Linked DNA regions of Homo sapiens: region 1 is linked to region 2. Evidence: chromatin loops called from intact Hi-C (ENCODE). Cell type or tissue: heart right ventricle. All regions are shown on one strand. Links, peaks and the distances in the headings refer to the core of each region. The heading gives the core; the rest is flanking DNA.

Evidence for each region. Hi-C counts contacts between places; a loop is a spot of excess contacts. Peaks named below come from ENCODE experiments on the same cell type or tissue, not always from the same donor. Only the 100,000 strongest peaks of a DNase experiment are listed, where the experiment ranks them.
Region 1: a loop joins it to region 2, with 3 times the contacts of the local background. A loop is called at or near these places in 5 of 110 quality-filtered maps.

The regions. Positions count from the first base shown.
Region 1 is chr15:59,397,003-59,402,385 of GRCh38, forward strand. It overlaps a transcript of FAM81A not described here and the pseudogene NSA2P4. Among named protein-coding and RNA genes, the nearest start is that of MYO1E, 27 kb to the left of the region's middle. RefSeq lists enhancers at 2,324-2,433, 2,574-2,913, 3,284-3,363 and a silencer at 4,848-5,142. In heart right ventricle, for the core only: no CTCF peak of the experiment used is centred there; a DNase peak (open chromatin) is centred at 2,683; H3K27ac peaks cover 647 bases.
Region 2 is chr15:59,472,693-59,478,075 of GRCh38, forward strand. The region is part of intron 3 of FAM81A (family with sequence similarity 81 member A); the gene reads left to right. Among named protein-coding and RNA genes, the nearest start is that of FAM81A, 37 kb to the left of the region's middle. In heart right ventricle, for the core only: no CTCF peak of the experiment used is centred there; no DNase peak of the experiment used is centred there.

The DNA of each region.
Region 1 (5,383 bases), core at 158-5,157, 76 kb before region 2:
TTAAAGGAGGATCCCAGCAAGAACTCTTTGCATTCAAGGTCCTTCTCATACTCTCAGTTAACATTGATCAGACATTTTAGCGGTGCTTATTACATGTCAGGCACTATGGTAGATACTAGGAATACAATGTGATTTAAAAAAAATGGAGTCCCTCTTTAGGGAGGGAAAGCCCACTGTATAATAGGTAAAATCTATTGATAGCAGCTGTGTGCTTTATATACGCTACCTCATTTAATCTTCAGCCCTGGCAGGGTCCAGTGGCTTACACCTGTAATCCCAGCACTTTGGGAGGCTAAGGCGGGCGGATCACTTGAGGTCAGGAGTTTGAAACCAGCCAGGCCAACAGGCTGTGAAACTTCAAAAATCCAGCATAATTGGAACCTCAAACCTATGAGATTATCAGATTTGTCCAGATATTTGGACAGTATTATATTGATAATGTTTGAATTTTTTAAAATTTCTGACTTTTAAGATATTGTCCAGGTTATGTGCTTCTATCTCTTGGCCATTATTATTTTGGCTCATACTTGAAGACTATCAATTACAGATGAGTCAATTAAGGCAGAAACGCTTGGTATAAAAATATAAAACACCATCATAAACAATATTTGACCTTGGAAAGGTTCTGGGGAAAAAAGTGAATTAATCAGCACAGATTCATTGGCAGAGTCTGTTCAAGGGTGTATCACCAACCTCAATAATGGTGCTAGGTGTGAGCCAATCCACCGGATACACTCACTCCTCTGATCCTACTGAAATTCATCTTGACCATTTGCTTCTTCAGCTAATGATAGAGACACAAATGGACTATTGGGATTTTCCAGATTGCTTTCAACATTCCAAATGCCAAACCATCCGAGTTTTTAAAATTACTTATGGTTTTCCAAATCCTACAACACAGGATGTGTTGACTAGGAGATACAATTTTTAAGATGTTTGTTGTACGTGCTTTTTTTTTGTCTTCCTGTTTTCTGCGGGTTTATTGGTGGTATCAACTGACTATTCCATCCAAGAGACAGAACTTGCACTGGAGGAGAAATGGGCACAATCCTAACCATAGCATCACCTAGCGACTATCAAGCCCGAGACCAGAAAGCAACATTTGAAGTGGTTTGACAGCATTGCCTTTGGATAACTGGCTTTCTGGTTCCTTACTGAACACTTGCAGATATGAGTTATGTTAGGTGAGGACATCTTTGGAGCCATCTGCATAAGAAGAAGAGTGTCAACTCTGGCAGGACAGACTTTTTTTCACTCAGGTAAGTAATTGGTAATGTAGGGTCTAAGTGTTTTCATAGGAATAAACACATGGGAGGAACACTGTGTAAATTTGGATTAGGTTTTTCTGCATGTAACCAAAATAACAGTGCCTTCCACAGGATGGGAGTTGACTTCCCTTTTACACAAATGAAAGCAAGAGGTAGACAGTGCAAAATACCTAATAGCTCCATAAAGTCATTAGAACATGAATCCAGGCCAGGTGTGGCAGCTCATGCCTGTAATCTCAGCACTTTGGGAGGCCAAGGCAGGTGGATCACTTGAGGCTACAAGTTCGAGACTAGCCTGACCAACATGGTGAAACCCAGTCTCTATCAAAAAAAGAAAATTATTGGGGATTGGTGGCACATGCCTGTAGTCCCAGCTATTCAGGAGGCTGAGGCAAGAGAATTGCTTGAACCTGGGAGGTGGAGGTTGCAGTGAGCCAGGATCACGTCACTGCACTCCAGCCTGGGCAACAGAGTGAGACTCTGTCTCAGAAAAAAAAAAAAAAAAAAAAAAAAAAAAAGGAAATGAATCCAGTCTCTTTCTAGTGCAAAACTTCACCATCCCTAGGGTGTGGTCTATGTCTTCCTAGTCCAAGCTAGTGACTAAAAAATCAGCTATCGGCCAGGTATGATGGCTCACGCCTGTAATCCCAGCACTTTGGGAGGCCAAGACAGGTGGATCACGAGGTCAGGAGATCGAGACCATCCTGGCTAACATGGTGAAACCCCGTCTCTACTAAAAATACAAAAAGTTATCCAGATGTGGTGGCGTGTGCCTGTAATCCCAGCTACTCGGTAGGCTGAGGCAGAAGAATCACTTGAACCTGGGAGGCGGAGGTTATGGTAAGACGAGATCACACCACTGCACTCCAGCTTGGGTGACAGAGTGAGACTCCATCTCAAAACAAAAACAAAAACAAAAAAGAAGAACAAAAAGAATCAGCCATCATATTCATATAGAGGAAGGGGAAGAAAGGCATGTCTTCTCCCTATAAAATCATATCCCAGAAGCTGGAAACATTTCCACTTTCACATTACTAGCCAGAGCTTAGCCAAATGGTCTCATCCAGCTGCAAAAGATATTGGACAATGTAGACTTTATACCAAGCACTTTATGCTCAGCCCAATATTAGGGGTTCTTGTACCAAGAAAAAAAGACAAGAGAATGGATGTGTAGACGATTAGCAGTCTCTGCCACAAACATTGAACCCAGCTGTAAGACATCAAAAAAGGCCTCCAGAAAGATATGGTATCTGAGCACTGAATAAAATACGCTGAAGAACCCATGCAGATGAAAGGGATGTACGAGAGGAGGAAGGGCAGGGTGTTTCTGGTGAGGGGGCAGCACATGTGAGGCCACAAGAATGAAGAAGTGTGCTGTGATGGGGGAACTGAAAGTTGCTCCTCTGGCTGATTGAAGATAGGAGGCAGGAGAATTCTCTCCCTATGCGAGGCGCTGGCCAGTCCTCATTCTCAGGTAATGTTCCCAGAGTTCTGGCTCTCCTCCTTTCCTCCTGCTGCAGCTGATTCTCTAAGTTTAGTGTGAGTGGCCAGCCACTCCCTCCAGGGCAGGAGGGGAAAGAGTGGATAGTATGCCATAGCCTTGTTAAGAAAGCCCCATACTTATTTTTCAGAACACATTTGAGTTTCTCCTTCTTCAACTAGACCAAAAAACAAAGTATCTTCAGTGAGTAACTTTCAGAGAGGCTCCAGGGAGGGTGGTGGGGTAAATGGAGAGTCCCCGTCCGAGTCTCTCTTCTGCTCCTCCACACCTAGGAGCTAACTTCCTGCCATTTTTATCGTAACTGTTACAGGTGAGGGATTTGTGAACTGGGAAACAGGCCAGAGGTTCACTCAGAGATTGCAAAGGCACCTCCAAGTCAGGTTGTCCAAGACTGACTCATGCTCTTGCCCCCCAATTCATTCCTCTTCAGTGTTCCTGTCTGGGGGAATGCGTCTGCACACGTCCCAATACCAGAGCGAGAAAGTCAGGAGTCAGCCCAAGCATGGACTCTCCCTCCCCGCCCACATCCAGCCACTCACGGGTCTGATAAATTTACCTCCTCAATAGCTTGCACTTCTGCTTACTCCTCTCCACGTCCACTGCACCCCGCACACTAGCCCAAGCTACTATCATCCTCTCCCGATCATAGCAGTGGTTGCAAGTCTGGTTGCCCCGCACCGGCTCAGACCCCCCTACCCCATGAATCACACTACAGCCAGTGTCATTATCTTCAGCATAAGGCTGATGATGATCCTCCTTCTCCACCTCTTGAAACCCTAGGGTGGCTAACTGCAGTCTACACAGCTCTAATCACTCAGGTTCACACCCCTCCTGCTTCATCAGGCGTCATTCCTTCCCCTGCTCCCTTCACTCCAGCCTCCTTGGCTGACTTTTGCCAATGCTCTGCCCTCCTTTCGGCCTTAGGTCTGTTCCAAGCTGCAATGCTCTTTTCTTCTCCCAGTGAATCCCAGTCTCTTTCTGTTGTCAGTGCCGGTTGCTTTCATGGGGGAAGTCTAAACTCCCAGTCTACTAAAAATCCTTGCACATTCCCTACTTTTCTTTCTCTTAATACACATGTTGGTTTATAATTTTACATTCACTGGTTGATTAGTGTTTCTATTGATGCATTTTTAGTAGGGTGATTCTTCCAGCTAAAGGGCTACAAAGGTTTCAAATTAATTCTGGAAACATTTTCTCTTTGCATATTTAAAGGGAAAGTGATCTTTTCTAACCTTTGCAGATAAGAGGAATGTTTGAAGTTAGAGTCCTAAAGCATTATTATTTTTATAATGATTTTGTATTTTTTTTCCATTTTAATGTTTGCAATTTAATAAATCTCTTGATGATTGCAGACATGTATGGCTGTTTGGTAGTATTCAGAAACATCACAGTAATGGCAGTTTTTTCAATTGGTGCGTAGTCCTCAATAATTATATATGAAATTGCTGTCGAACCAGTAAGACTGCATTTATGCATCCATCATTTTCAGGATTGTTGGTAACCTGGGCATATTTTCCCCAAATAACTGCCGCCTTGCATCACAAGGCCCAATTTGCTCACATTTACCTCCATGGCAGTACCTTTGGTAATAACACCCAAAGTTGTATACAGTGGGGACGACGGGTTCTTCTTTACACCAAATATTGGTAGGCAAAAGGTGACTTTCAGTTCAGGATATGTTACATGGGCTTTCTTGAAACGCAAGCCCATTGGCCTGATGAATCTTTCATACTTAGGTGGTATTCTTGTAAAGCCATCTTGAACAAAGCAGACATTAGTAACCACCCTCTTCCATGCCTTCTTCTTTCTCTTCCTTGTTCGAATAACTTTTAATACTTCTGTTTCTCCCTGGGCACATACTTTAGGCAGAGGGACTTCCCATTTTCCCGCCTTCTCTTTTCGTTTCTGTTTGATCATACTGGAAAGTACTTTAGCTCGAGATTGTCCCTCTCTGTCCAGCAGATAGGCAGGTACTGCTCCCTGTGGAGTCTTTTCAGCATTTTTTTTTTTTTTTGGTGTTTCTCTTTTCATGCATCTTGATAGTCTTTTTTATTTGTATTTTCTCAGCATGGCCCTGTTTATGGTAAGGCTTAGCCTTGAGACCAATCATTTTCTTTGCCTTCTTTGAACATTCATGAGCCTCTCGACTTTCTTTCTTTCTCTTTTTCTCATGGTAATCCAAACAGTATCCATGGTGTTTACAGTGTAATTCAATATATTTGTTCTGTGGCATGTTGACGCCGCAGAGCTGCCAGGAGCAGCCCCTGGGGTGCGAAAAACGCTCTCAATTTTCGGGTCTTAGAGACCCATGAGCTGACGCCGTGCAGGCCTGACAGGAGAGTGATTTTATATTAACTTTGCTATTGCTTTATACTGCTATAAAGTAATAAACTCAAATTTCTATCCCACGTGTTACTGATCAGCCGTGGATAATGTTAGGAGGATGCCCTAGTTTTGGGGGTGGCTATCTTAATATTCCTTAATATCCCTTAACTGTTTTGCAGATCCAGAACATTTCTGCCTTCAACTCCAGCAAGGATCTGAAGGTCCAGGACCTTAGGAAAGCTGCCTGCAGAGAGGTGGAGAGGTAACAGCATGTGGGACGGGGAGAGTC
Region 2 (5,383 bases), core at 160-5,159:
GGCACAGGCCACCATGCCCAGCTAATTATTTTATTTTTTGTAGAGACGGGAGTCTTGGTATGTTGTCCAATCATTTCCATTAACCCCCTTAAGTTAGTCAGGTCCAATTACCTGCAACTAAAGAAGTGCAATGACCTCAGAGGAACGTAGAAAGTTTACAAAATTGCTGTAAATAATATACTTGTCTTTGGATGCTGGTATCTATATTAAGAATGATCTTTTCAGTTTTATTTTTGGGTGCTGAGTCAGTTTTATCCCAGACGCTAAAAACTAAGCAACCCTAAGTTGACAACTGTACAAAATTGAAGAACCCCAACTCGAACATTTCAATTTTGAAAGGGATTTCAGATTTATCAAGAGACTGATAGCTCTGCTGCACCTAAATCTAACGACAGGTAAAATCCAAGTGATGGGGATCAATAAGAATTCTCAGGTTCCCATCCCCTCAACCACTGGCAAAGAAGTACAGTAGGCCCCTTTATCTGTGGCTTCACTCTCCGCAATTTCAGTTATCTGTGGCCAACCATGATCTGGAAATATTAAATGGAAAAATCCATAAATAAGCAATTGATAAGTTTTAAATTGTGTGCCATTCTGAGTAGCATGATGAAATCTTTCACCACCCGGCCTGGGTGGGACGTGAATCACTACTTTGTCCACACTGTATATGCTACCTGCCCGTTAGTCACTTAGTAGATGTCTTGATTATCAGATCAAAAAAACATAGTATATGTAGGGTTTGGTACTATCTGCAGTGTCAGGCATCCACAGGAAGTCTTGGAACGTGTCCCCTGCAGATAAGAGGGTGCCAGGGTATGTTACAAAAAATACAAACTTTTCCCATGTTTCACATTAGAAAATACTGTTACTTCCCCATTCTTAGAATACCCAGCACTTTCCTGTGGGAACTCAGCTCTGTTCCCTTTGCTTACGGGGGTGGGGGAAGACTAGAGATGGGAGTCAGTCTATTCTGACATTACCGTCCCCTCCAGGTAAAAGCACAGTATAACTCTACCCTTAAGAAATCCTGGTCTTAATTTTTTCTGTCAACGTAAGAGGTGATAGTGTTTTAGCTGCAACTGTCGGATCCAGGGAATAATTTCCTATTTGGTAGCTGCCACGTACTACTCCAGTGGCCAGAACCACTTTATTTTATTTTATTTTTTTAGAGACAAGGTCTTGCTATGTTGCCCAGGCTGGTCTTGAACTCCTGGGCCCAAGCAGTCCTCTCACCTTGGCCTCCCAAAGTGTTGGGATTACAGGCATAAGCTACAGTGCCCAGCCAGAACCATTTTAAATACATAATTTCCAACTTCAGCTGGGCCACTGATGCTATTTAACAGTTCCTTCATTTTAGGAAGCCCTCCTTGCCAGTTCCTCTCATGCCCCCAGTTTCCTTTCCCTCAGTGTATCCTGGACACTGAACTCGTGCCACTCTTACTATAGCATTTATTGAATAGGACTAACATTGTTACTTTACAAGCCTCTCAAAAAGAGAGGAACCTTGTCTTCCTCATCTTTGCATTGTCTAGTACAATATTTGGAGCAAAATGCGGTGAATGCTGTCATAGTATATTTGTGTTGCTATAACAAAATACCTGAGATTGGGTAATTTATAAAGAACAGAAATTTATTTCTCACAGTTCTGGAGGCTGGGAAGTCCAAGCCCAAGGCACTGGCATTTGGCATCTGGTGAGGGTCTTCTTGCTGCATGCTTACATGGCAGAAGGTGGAAGGGCAAGAATGATGAATCCTGTGTCCTCACATTGCAAAAGGATTGAACAGAGTGGACCTCCTCCCATAAACCCTTTTTATAAGGGCCCCAGTCCATTCAGGGTGGAGCCCTCATGACTTAATCACCTCCTGAAATACCACGCCTCTTAATACCACCACAATGGGGATTAAGTTCAACATAATTTTTGGAGGGGGTGCCATCATTCAAACCTCAGCAAATACTTATTAAGTGAATAAATGCCCAATACAGAGTGAAGCCAGTTGTAGATATGCTGGTAGCAAAAAGGACTAGAAGAGACTATGAGGTTATCAATGCAAAGAACATCCTTTTCAGATAGGCTGAGTGAAGTGGCCTGAGGTATCAAGGCCAGTTAGTGGCAGTGCTGAGAATAAACCCATGTGGCAAAACTCCAAAAATATGCTCTTTTCTCTTTTCTACTTTACCTCTTAGAAGCTCTTCTAGAACCTGATCTTCTATAATCGACTCTCAAATGTGACAGGCTGTGCTATTCAGCCATTCTTTGCTTTCTGAGTTTCAGGAAGAACTTGTTTATGAAACTAGATAATTCTAGCTTTAGTTCTCACTGAGTTCTCCCCTGACCCATCCTTGCTTTGATGAGAGATCACTTGAATTGCTTCAATAATCAGCTGTATCAAAAAATCTGCCTAAGGAATCTGAAGTCATCAATTGTTTAGGCTTTTGATAATTATTTTTTCCAAAACCTTTTTTTTTTTTGAGACAAGGTCTCACTCCCTCACCCAGGCTGGAGTGCAGTCGTGTGATCTCAGCTCACTGCAACCTCCGCCTCCCAGGTTCAAGTGATTCTCATGCCTCAGCCTCCCAAGTAGCTGGAATTTCAGGCACACCACCACACCCGGCTGATTTTTGTATTTTTGTAGAGACAGGGTTTCACCATGTTGGCCAGGCTGGTCTTGAGCTCCTGTCCTCAAGTGACCAACCAGTTATGTATGGCCTCCCAAAGTGCTGGAATTATAGGCATGAGCCACCATGCCTGGCCTAAACATGTTTCTTTAAGATGATTTTTGAAAAATTTACAATGCAGTGAGAAAGTAATTTCAATTTTGCTGTTTTCCCAACGTCCGAAACACATTTTATGTAATGGTTATTCTTGCCTTAACCAGACAGCACTCTTTTATATTTACATGTATTTTTGGAGTGTGCAATTTTGCAAGTGATGATTTCCGTGATAGACAGGGAAAACTGAGTAAAATCTAAATTTGGCAAAAAATTTAGTTTGTATTTGAGTGTTTACTTTTTTTGTAACTGGTAGTAACTATATATAATGACAAAGTAACAACAAGGAAGTTTAAAAATTTAAGACTCCAATGTGAAACACTAATTATATTGATTTATATGTATTATGAACTTAAGCATGTCTACCTAAACATGTTAGGATGCTTGATGACAGATCAGAATTGCTGTCTTATAGCCAAACTTCATTAAAATGAAATCATGATTGTCTTAGTTTAGGCTGCTATGACAAATTACCATAGACTGGGTAGCTTAAACAACAGAAATTTCTTTTTCATGATTCTGGAGACTGGGAAGTCCAAGATCAAAATGCTGGTAGATCCAGTGTCTGGTGAGACCCTGCTGCCTGAATTGTAGATGGTCGTCTTTTCGTATCCTTGCATGGCAGAAAGTAGAGAGCAGAAGCAAGACCTTCTTTTAAGGTACTAATCCCATTCGTGAAGATTCTACCCTCATGACCTAATCACCTCTTATAGGCCCCACCTCCTAATACCATCACATCAAGGGTTAGGAGTTTAACCTACAATTTTTTTTTTTTTTTTAGACTGGGTCTTGCTCTGTCATTCAGGCTGGAATGCAGTGGTATGATCATGGCTCACTGCAGCCTCAACCTCCTGGGCTCAAGTAATCCTCCTGCCTTGGTCTTCCGAAGTGCTGGGATTACAGGCATGAGCCACCACGCTTGGTGAACATATGAATTTTTGGAGGACACAAACATTCAGTCCGTAACAATGATGTAGAGTAAATTTAAAAAGTACTAAAAGGAAGTCTTCATTTATAAGTAATATAAAAATTGGCACCAGGCACGGTGGCTCACGCCTGTAATCCCATCACTTTGGGTGTGGGATCCACAAGGTGGGTGGATCACTTGAGGTCAGGAGTTCGAGACCAGCCTGGCCAACATGATGAAACCCCATCTCTCCTAAAAATATATATAAAAATTAGCTGGGCCTGATGGCATGTGCCTGTAATCCCAGCTACTTGGGAGGCTGAGGAAGGAGAATTGTTTGAACCTGGGAGGTGGAGGTTGCAGTGAGCCAGGATCATGCCACTGCACTCCAGCCTGGCTGACAGAGCAAGACTCCATCTCTAAATAAATAAATAAATTGGGAGAGTGGGCATAATATAAAACTGATACTTGGCCGGGCGTGGTGGCTCACACCTGTAATCCCAGCACTTTGGGAGACCAAGGTGGGCAGATCATGAGATCAGGAGTTCAAGACCAGCCTGGCCAACATGGTGAAACCCCATCTCTACTAAAAATACAAAAATTAGCTGGGTGTGGTGGCAGGTGCCTGTAACCCCAGCTACTTGGGAGGCTGAGGCAGGAGAATCACTTGAACCCAGGAGGCGGAGGTTACAGTCAGCCGAGATCGTGCCACTGCCCTCCAGCCTGGGCAACAGAGTGAGACTCTGACTCAAAAAAAAAAAAAGCAAAAACAAACAGAAAACAAAACAAAGAACAAAATAACCTCATACTTGTAGTATCAGTTTTAAAACAGAGGTGTGAAGATATTTAAATTGTATTTCAATGATGTAAAAGGTGTATTTTTTATTTATAGATTCTTGAAGAATATCTTCTGTAAATTGCCTGAGTTTTTATTATTATTATTATTGCTGGTTTATAGCTGTTTTTCAGTTCACGCAGTAAAATTTTACTGGGTTATTTGATTTTTGAGAATCATCCCTGCAGGTGATTTTATATTACAAAAGTAAAGCTGAAGCCATTCTTAAGATGTGAAACTTACTGCTAGACCCTGATAGAACTAGTCAAATCGAGATATATTAACACTGTATCTTGGCAAATTTGCCTAGATAAGTCTTTATGATTTTCTGTCATGTGACTCTGAACAGTTATACACTGGAAAAAAAGTAAAATATGTTTTCAAACCATTACCCTATGTGATCCTCAAGAGCTAGAACAGAGTCTTAATATTTCTATTTTCAACACCTACCAATGTCTAAGACATAGTAGGAGCTCAATAAATGTTTCATAATCAAGAGCTCTGGGTCTCCTTGCCCCTTCCAGAACCCTATAATTATTGCTTATATTCTTTCAGCAGATACCAGTGTCAAAACAGATGACTCTTGTATACTAATACACAGTAAGTGCTTGATAAATGTTGAATGGAAGAATTTATTGTTTTAATACATCTCCATCCACAGTGTCTGTTAGCGGTTTGCCTTGTGATATGGAGAAGCTTATCAATTATTTATTCCTCAGAAACTTTCCACCAATGATCATCATCATTATAAATTTAGAGGAAGTAATATAGTCAACTATGAATTATACATGTCTGGGTTATCCATACTGTCTTTGGTTTAAGCCGTTATCGGTCCCTGGAAGCCGAGCCCTGGTGAGCAGTCCGTGGTCCT